Regions from separate parts of the Homo sapiens genome. Here region 1 is linked to region 2. A link is a loop called in an ENCODE intact Hi-C map of the cell type or tissue named here. Cell type or tissue: endothelial cell of umbilical vein. All regions are shown on one strand. Links, peaks and the distances in the headings refer to the core of each region. The heading gives the core; the rest is flanking DNA.

What was found. Peaks named below come from ENCODE experiments on the same cell type or tissue, not always from the same donor. Only the 100,000 strongest peaks of a DNase experiment are listed, where the experiment ranks them.
Region 1: a loop joins it to region 2, with 15 times the contacts of the local background. A loop is called at or near these places in 1 of 110 quality-filtered maps.

What each region holds. Positions count from the first base shown.
Region 1 is chr22:32,828,555-32,832,940 of GRCh38, forward strand. All of the region lies in intron 6 of SYN3 (synapsin III), which reads right to left. All of the region lies in intron 1 of TIMP3 (TIMP metallopeptidase inhibitor 3), which reads left to right. Among named protein-coding and RNA genes, the nearest start is that of TIMP3, 29 kb to the left of the region's middle. In endothelial cell of umbilical vein, for the core only: no CTCF peak of the experiment used is centred there; a DNase peak (open chromatin) is centred at 2,147.
Region 2 is chr22:32,642,234-32,646,619 of GRCh38, forward strand. All of the region lies in intron 6 of SYN3 (synapsin III), which reads right to left. All of the region lies in intron 1 of LOC105373002 (a long non-coding RNA gene), which reads left to right. Among named protein-coding and RNA genes, the nearest start is that of SYN3-AS1, 69 kb to the left of the region's middle. In endothelial cell of umbilical vein, for the core only: no CTCF peak of the experiment used is centred there; no DNase peak of the experiment used is centred there.

The sequences.
Region 1 (4,386 bases), core at 140-4,139, 190 kb after region 2:
ATGCATAGACTTTAAGGGCCTTTATTTGGTCTGTTTGCTTCCCAGTTGGGGAAACAGGCCCAGGGACAGGAAGTGACCTGCCTGATGCTACCTCATGAGTTAGTGGTCCAGGCAGTTAGAACCAAGGTTTCCCAATCCAGCGGGAGTTCTTACCTACCCACTATAGACTTCTTGGCCGGTTCTGGGAGACTGAGCTCTTTCCTTCCCTGTGTTTGCCTCATCAGCACGCTGGACTGAGCGTTCCCAGATTCAGTGCTGGAGCCAGCGGTGGGGAGGGGAGTAGGGGCTGAAGAGTATATCAGCCAAGCTTGGGGGAGACAGTCACATAAGGAAATTCACACTCTTCCTCTCTCATTAGGGGGCCCCACAATGAGGAGGGGAAAGACAAAAAACAAGGATCTTGGGTACATTGGTCCTTACCTCCCCACTGCCCCAGGAGCGGTCTTGAGGGTTGGAGGAGACTACCAGCCTCCTCCCTATAGCGGACTTGAACTTGGCACATGGAACCAGCTGAAACTGGCACCATTTCTACCCTCAGAGGGTACCGCTGAAGAAGACGGGCAGAGATGAAAGAGGAACTGCTTAATTCAGCTCGGCACTTCTTAGCAGCTCCCCCATCCCATTGCCGGCTTTAGTCCCAGGCCAGAGACCCATGAGGTGCGTTGAACATTACTGATACCCTCTTTGATCTAAACCCTCCTTTCGTGATCACGCCTGGTGGCTCAAAGAATTGCTCCCCCAGCTTACTGTTCCTGTTGGTGCTGAAAGAATGCTCGTAATTGTTACCAAACAGTGGACGGAGCAAGGCAACATGTCCCCTTTGCCCAGCTGGCTCCCAGTTGGCACTTCATTATGGCAAAGACAGAGGGGGTGGGGTCCCCGGGCCTTCGGCATTTCATTTGCACCCACATGTAGGCTCACTTCTTGGCCTGGGAATTGATCGGTGCCAGATGCTCCATCTAGCCAGCATCCCCACCGCAGCAGGGCTGCCCGCCTCCTGTTTCGTGAAAAACGGCCCGGATTTTCATCAGACCTTAATTGGCCTGGGTCTGGCCTTCATTCTACCCCAGCCTCTTCACAGACTGCTGGCCACTGGCTGTTCCCTCCTCCAGCCAGGACAATGCCGGTCCCCGGGCACTGACCCTGGCCCAGGCAGGCCTGCCAACTCCATAGCTCTCATTTCTCACTCTGCACATCAGTGCTGGCTTCCCACACCCACAGCTCCTCCAGAAGGAAGGTTTGTCAGCGGGCTTCACCATGCACTCTGACGTACCACTTTTGGCCCAACCAAACTACACCCCACCCTTGGGTAGAATGGGACCAAGATGCGACCCTGACAGACTTAAATGAGAAATGAGCATTTTCCAGTGACGCCTCCTCTTCCTGCCTCTTGCTGGGCCTCTCTCTGCATTGCTCTGGGGTGTTCACTGCACTTGGACTGATACCAGTCAATGTCCCTCGCTTCAACCTGACCTGAAACTGAAATGCTCCAAACAAGAGTAAGTGGGGCAGCCGACATTTCAGGAGGAGGAAGGTTGGCAGCCAGGCTGCTGTGAGCTTGCACGGCCCATATGGGTCCCAGCTAGTACTTTGCATTTTCTTTTCTCTCTTCTTGGAACCCCTTCGTCCTTTTTCCCGCTGCCCTCTAGCCTCTTCACTGTCTTGGGAAAGGGGGCCTCTCACAAAACAGTAGTCACCGCTGCTGTTCACTGAGTGGTTACTTTGCACCAGGCACTGTGCTAAGTACCTCAAGGGGAGTATCTCCCTTAATGCCTGCAACATCCTATGAGCCTTGTATGATTGCATCTCCCTTTTCAAGCTGAAAAGAAGTTACATGCTTTGCCCGACAGTCTATAGCTAGGAGGAGCTGGAGCTGAGATTCAACCCCAGGTTCTCTGGTGCCCAAGTGCTCATGTCTTTGCCCTGTGTGCCCCTCTTTCACAGAAACAGAGCTTCAGCCAAATCCTGGAACGGAAGCTCTTGGGAAGCTGCCTGTGACCTTTCTTATTGTGTCCCCTCAGCACAGGTCATGCACAGGCAGCTGGGAATAGATATGCGAGTTAAAGGAATTCTCGTTGGAAAACACCAGAGGGATCCACAGGGCCACCCCCCCGCCCCCGCAATACCACTGTGTGTCTGTCCCTGCAGGGCCCTGGAATCCCACAGTTGTTTCCTGTACCCAGGCCTGGGGAGCCAGCCAGTCACATGGACCGTGAGTGTATCCGCCTCACGCTTCTCTGTGGCCCCTGGCTTCTCCCAGTGGATTCCGCAAGGTGTTTCCTGCAAATCCTGCTGATGGTCTTCGCTGGCACGTAGCAAAATCCACCCAGAACACCGCGATCTGCTGGCCTCAGCCTGGATGGGGTTTTGTTTTTGTTTAGCTTTTAAAAAAATGTGTGTTTTTTTTTCCCCAACCAGGGGCACAGGGGTGGGGGAAGAGGAGAAACATGAAGGTAAAAATATTGACAGAGTGAAAAGTATTGAATATTCCTTCTATTTCAAAAATAGCAGCTTCCATGGCTGGGATGCAGGCTGGCTAGGTTCAGGTTGGGCTGAGGTTGAAGTTGAGATCAAGGTGGCAGCGTGACCCTTATGCCTCAAGCATGTCCTTCAGGAGGGTGTGGGAGCCTGAGGCAGAAGAGAGCTCCTTCCTGTTTTAAAAACACCTTTTTCTGAGACTCTCAAAGAATGTTTGAAATCAGCCATCCAAGGTGCTCTGCCATTTTTAAGAGGGAGGACGGGGCTGGATGGTGTCCCTGGGAATTGAAGGGACCCAGAGAAGAGGTGAATTGTTTAAAGTTAACTCAGAGCATTAGAGTGGGCTGATATCCTCTGAAGAGTCTACTTGTCTGTGAGAGCTGTTTCAGCTACTTCAAAGCCAGATGATCAGGGCAGCGGGGCTGGATTTTCATCTTCATGGCTGTGCACATCTCCACTTGATATGTGGGGGTCGGAGTTGGGGGGCAGTAAAGCCTGGTCCCCATGGAGATGCTATCCTGGAAGCATTTTTATTACCAAGGACTAGCATATAATTGGAAGATTGAAGGCAGAAGCCCTTATCTTCTCGGCATTCTTTAGAATTCTTCTGTATGTAGATTTCAGAACACACAGAGCCAGAGCAAAAGACCTTACTTGGCATTAACACCAGGATCCACCTGCCCCTCCCTTCCTGGCATTAATGTCCAGTGCTCCCCTAATGCACTTTAAGCTGTGAAGTTATCCCAGGTTTATTTACACTGTAACTAATTTACTCTTGGCTGGACTGTCAGCCTGGAAAATAGGATGTCACTGCACCCCCCCCAACCTCCACCAAAAAAAGACAGTGGCTAATGAAGAAAACAGATTGTTGAAGGGCACTAAAATTGAGGCAAGGAGCTGAATAATGTGCCCTCCTCAGGGGCAGGCAGGGCAGGCGTGGCAGGCTGTCGGCATTGTTACAGATCAGCAATGTCCCACTAGTTAGCAAATGGGCCCCTCTCAGTTTGAATGTGCAGCTGATGGACCAGGTGGGGTGATTAGGGGCCAACTCCGTACTTGTTTCTGTCCCCAGTTTTGTTAAGTGCAGATCACCCAGACAGATCCCAGGCTGAGAAAGAGACTGAAGACAAAGCTAGAAGAGGCAGCTGAAGCATCCTAATGTCTTAACTCAAGTTTGACTTTTCAGAAATGTGATTTTAGAACATAGCAAACAGGAAGCACGTGACAACTTGGACCACTACAACGAAGAGAAAGTGGAACCCAGGGGAAATGCATGAGTTAGAAATATAAAGTGATGGGACTCTTAGATTCTAGGGTTAATTGGGACACTAGAATATGTCCAGTCCAACGTGTTCATTTTGTACAATAAAAAACAAGGGCTCCAGGAGGAAATGATTTGTCAAACTCACATAGAAAATGAATGGAAAAAAACAGAAAGAGTATCTAGCTTCCAATTCCTGGCCCAGGGCTCTTCTTGCTATTCAATACTTTCTACGTAATAAGCCTGGGTTTTTTTTTTTTTTCAAAAAAATTATTATACTTGGCCACCCAGATGAGTACAGTTATTTAGTAGAGTACGTAGAGTTATTCACTAAATCACATCAAAGTTGGGAGACAGAGTCTGGTTTGAAAACCCTCGAGTATTTTATTTTATTTTATTTTATTTTATTGTGATAATACTTAACATGAGATATACTCGCCCCTCTCTTTTTCTGAGACAGAGTCTCACTCTGTCGTTCAGCTGGAGTGCAGTGGCATGATACTGGCTTCCTGCAGCCTCAACTTCCTAGGCTCAAGTGATCCGTTTCCCTCAGCCTCCCAAGTAGCTGGGACTACAGGTACGTACTACCATTCCCAGCTAATTTTTTTTTCGTGGTTTTCGTAGAGACAGGGTTTTACCTTGTTGCC
Region 2 (4,386 bases), core at 228-4,227:
AGCCGAGATCATGCCACTGCACTCCAGCCTTGGGTGACAGAGCAGGACTCCATTTAAAAAAAATAATAATAATAAAGAAGTTTCTGGTTAAGGATTCCAACCATTTTCTAGAAGGGCAATCCAAATCACAAGACTGTGAAAGGACTTAAGCCACACTCAGTGTCCTACCCCAAACTTTTTTATTTTGATTTTGATTTTTTATCTTTTTATTTTATTTTTTTAATTGAGATGGAGTCTTGCTCTGTCGCCCAGGCTGGAGTGCAGTGGCGCAATCGCGGCTCACTGCAAGCTCCGCCTCCTGGGTTCACGCTATTCTCCTGCCTCAGCCTCTCCGAGTAGCTGGGACTACAGGCGCCCCCACCACGCCTGGCTAATTTTTTGTATTTTTAGTCGAGATGGGGTTTCACCGTGGTCTCGATCTCCTGACCTCGTGATCCGCCCGCCTCGGCCTCCCAAAGTGCTGGGATTACAAGCGTGAGCCACCGTACCCGGCCTTATTTTTATTTTTGAGATGGGGGTCTCACTATGTTGCCCAGGCTGTCTCGAACTCCTAAGCTCAAATGATCCTCCCACCTTGGCCTCTCAAATACTGGGATTACAGGCTTGAGCCACTGTGCTTGGCCCTATCCCAAACTTTTTGATCAGGCCCCCTATCAAAAAAAGGTGAGGATGCATCTCAATATATGATGAGTTATTTGTTTTTTAAATCTACCTAAAAGTTATACTTGTATTAATATGCTGATCCATATGGACATTATAAAATGTGCACACAATTTACACTTAAAAAGATGAGCTTATAAAAGTGATAGGGAAACCTTTTTTGAGGAAGTTATTTGTTTGTTTGTTTTTTGTTTTTGTTTTTTGAGATGGAATCTCACTCTGTCACTCAGGCCGGAGTGCAATGATGTGATCTCAGCTCACTACAACCTCTGCCTCCCAGATTCAGCAATTCTCCTGCCTCAGCCCCTCCTGAGTAGGTGGGATTACAGGTGCACGCCACCATGCCCGGCTAATTTTTGTATTTTTAGTAGAGATGGGGTTTCACCATGTTGGCCAAGCTGGTCTTGAACTCCTGACCTTGTGACCCACCCACCTCGGCCTGCCAAAGTGCTGGGATTACAGGCGTGAGCCACTGCGCCCCACCAAGGGGGTGAGATTTGAGCAGGGATGTGAAGGATGTTTATCTTCACACTTTGCGTTGCCACCTAATCTCGCCCCACAGGGGTCAACTTAAGCCTTCTGCCAAAAGCCCAGAGAGTCCTTGAAATCACTGTAAGAGATCTCTAAGAATAATGAGAGGGCAAATTAGAAATGGTGGGGGGGCGGGGGGGGCAGAACAGACCCATAAAGGAAAAGATAAATGAAGAACAGAGGAGGGAAAAAAGAGTTATAGTAGAAATAAATCAGAAGACCCCATGTTCAAATCTCAATATTTCAAACCTCTAATATTTTATGATTGGTATGAATTTGACCTTGAGTTTAGCCTTCTCATTTGTAAAATGGAGGTAACAATACTTCTCCTATAGGACAGTTCAGAGCATTTACTGAGAGGATGTGCTTAAAGAAAGAGACAAGGGGCCGGGCGCGGTGGCTCACACCTGTAATCCCAACACTTTGGGAGGCCGAGGCGGGTGGATCACAAGGTCAGGAGTTCAAGACCAGCCTGGCCAACATGAAGAAACCACGTCTCTACTAAAAATACAAAAAATTAGCTGGGCACCTGTAATCCCAGCTACTTGGAGGCTGAGGCAGGAGAATCGCTTGAACCCAGGAGGTGGAGGTTGTAGTGAGCCGAGATCTCACCACTGTACTCCAGCCTGGGCAAGCGAGACTCTGCCTCAAAAAAAAAAAAAAAAAAAAAAAAAAAAAGCGACAAGACTGACTGATGATGGGAGAAAGGAACTATTCAGGGAGGGAGATGGGAGACAGAGTGCAGTTTCACAAACATATACTGAATACCCACTGAGTGCCAGAAACTGTGCTAGGCAGGACATACAAAATGGAATTTGACCCCATTGCTACCCTTTGGGGAGCCTGAAGTTTAGCAGGGAGACGAGACATATAAGCAGATAGTCAACCGTACATTCAGGGTTGGAGGCTGGCAGTGGAGGGGAGGGGTATGAGGTGGGGAAGAGGAAGAGGGAGGTGCTCTCCACCAGTCCCTGAAGGCACACTGAGGATAAAGATCCTCCTTCTAGGTGGCAGGTGGCAGCTGTCCTGCCACGTGAGTGTCAGGGGCCCTGGGAATGCCTTTTCAGCATGCCCTGGCTCCACGCAACCCTCCCAAATAAACGCCTTCCAGCCCAGACAAGCAGGAAGTGTGCTGGGCTGGCGGATGGACTGACGCTCGCACATGCAGGCACATGCACAGGAAACTGAACTGCTGGGCAGGTTATTTTCGTTTTTCCCTTTCCACCACCACTGGAGCAATCAGTGACATTCCTTTCCCTCCTAAACACACAGGTTTGTGTACCAGAGCCTGGCAGGAAGTGAAGAAATCCCCTTTGGAAGAGCAGCAGCGGCCTCTATCCCGTGGCCTCCTCCCTCATTCCTGGGGTGGCTGCCTGGGGCCTCCCAGTGCTGTGGCCTTGGTGGCTTTTCTCCTCTTTTTCTGACTGTTCCGGGAAAGGGGAGGGATGGGGGAGAACCTGGTTCAGACCTCTTTTTGGAATCACAGTGCCTTTGGCCCTCCACTGCCTAGCTCTCTCCAGCCTCAGCTCAGTTCTTAGAATGATGTCGTAGCAGGAAGTGGTTGGGGAAAGGGTGGTGAGAGGTGGCAGACACAGGAGGAGAGAAGAGGTTCCCAGGTCCGAGAGAAAACACCAGAGGGGAGAATCCAGAGAGGACTCAGAGGTGAAACTGTGCCTTTTGACAGTGACATTCCTTCCTTCAAAACACTTTTCCTAAGAAAATTAAGAAGGCAAGGACAAGGGACCCAGAATCCTCCCTAAAGCCAGACAATAATTAAATGAGAGCTAAGGGCCGAGGAGGGCAGATCACCTGAGGTCGGGAGTTCGAGACCAGCCTGACCAACATGGAGAAACCCCGTCTCTACTACAAATACAAAATTAGCCGGGCATGGTGGCGCATGCCTGTAATCCCAGCTACTTGGGAGGCTGAGGCAGGAGAATCACTTGAACCCGGGAGGCAGAGGTGGCGGTGAGCGAAGATCGCACCACTGCACTCCAGCCTGGGCAACAAGAGCGAAACTCCGTCTGAAAAAAAAAAAAAGCTAAGGGCCCAGGAATGGCAGAAAAATACCTCCTTGCATCTTAAACTTGTCTGCTTTAATAATTTACTCTACAAGTAATACGTGCTTTCGTGTGTGTTTAAAGCTTGTGAGGCTGGATGATATTTCTGAAACGTTAATTGGTAATTGTTTCCACCTGGTATGTCCTTTCTCTTGAGACCCTTCTCCATTTGAGCCAGTGGGCTGCTCTGTGGCTACTGCTTTGGGAAAGGGACGTAACTGCTCCCTGCCCTCTGCTTTTGTTTCCAAAACCCAAGTTCTTAGGAAAACCAAAACAACTCTTGGCATAGGAGACAACAGATTTGGGAGAAATACGGTATGTAAGAGCAGGGCTTCTCACCTCTGAGATGAGACAAGAATTCCCTGTCTGGGGGAAAGGGGAAAAGTGGAGGTAAATCCACAAAAGGGGATATTTTGGGGGTTGGGGTGGGGTGGGGAGCTGTACCCCACTTCTGGCACGTGAGCCTTGGAATAAGGAACAAGTCCCAAGGAGATTCAGGCAAGGAGGGGACCTGCACATTACTTCCTGGTAGAACTATGTCACTGGAGAAGCAGCAGGACCCTAGAGTGGAAGTGGCTGCTTGAAACGTCCAGGTGGATGGAGCCGCGGAAAGGGTGCCTACTGAGGTATGAGAATAGCAGGAAGATTCCCGTGCATCCAGGAAGAGCACAGAGCAGTGGAGATGCATGGAATGGATCCCTGGCTCAACAGCAACCTGTGTGGACCATCAGCTGAGCACCTAGTGATGGACATCTCCATGAATGCCATTTGGATCAATAACATTGGTGTTTCCTCCCACTGTCTTGGAACTAACTCAAGCTCCAAAAGTCTGGCGCAACTCTAGGAGAAGGGGAGGGAACCCCAAACTGACTTTTGTTCATGCTGGTGCTTAAAATAGAAAATGAACCTTAGAAAAATCCACTTACATTTCTTGCATCTGAGTCCCCCTGGGAAGGTGGATGGAGAACCTGACTCATAAGGTCGCTTATTTAGTGTTGGCAGTTTCCATAAATATTTACACCTGAGTTTTAAACATCCGGCTAGCGCTTCTTTGTGCTAGATCTTTTTTTGGGGTAATAGAGGGATAAAGAAGGAGCAGATGTGTTATAATAGGTGCTCCAAGAAGATTGCAAAT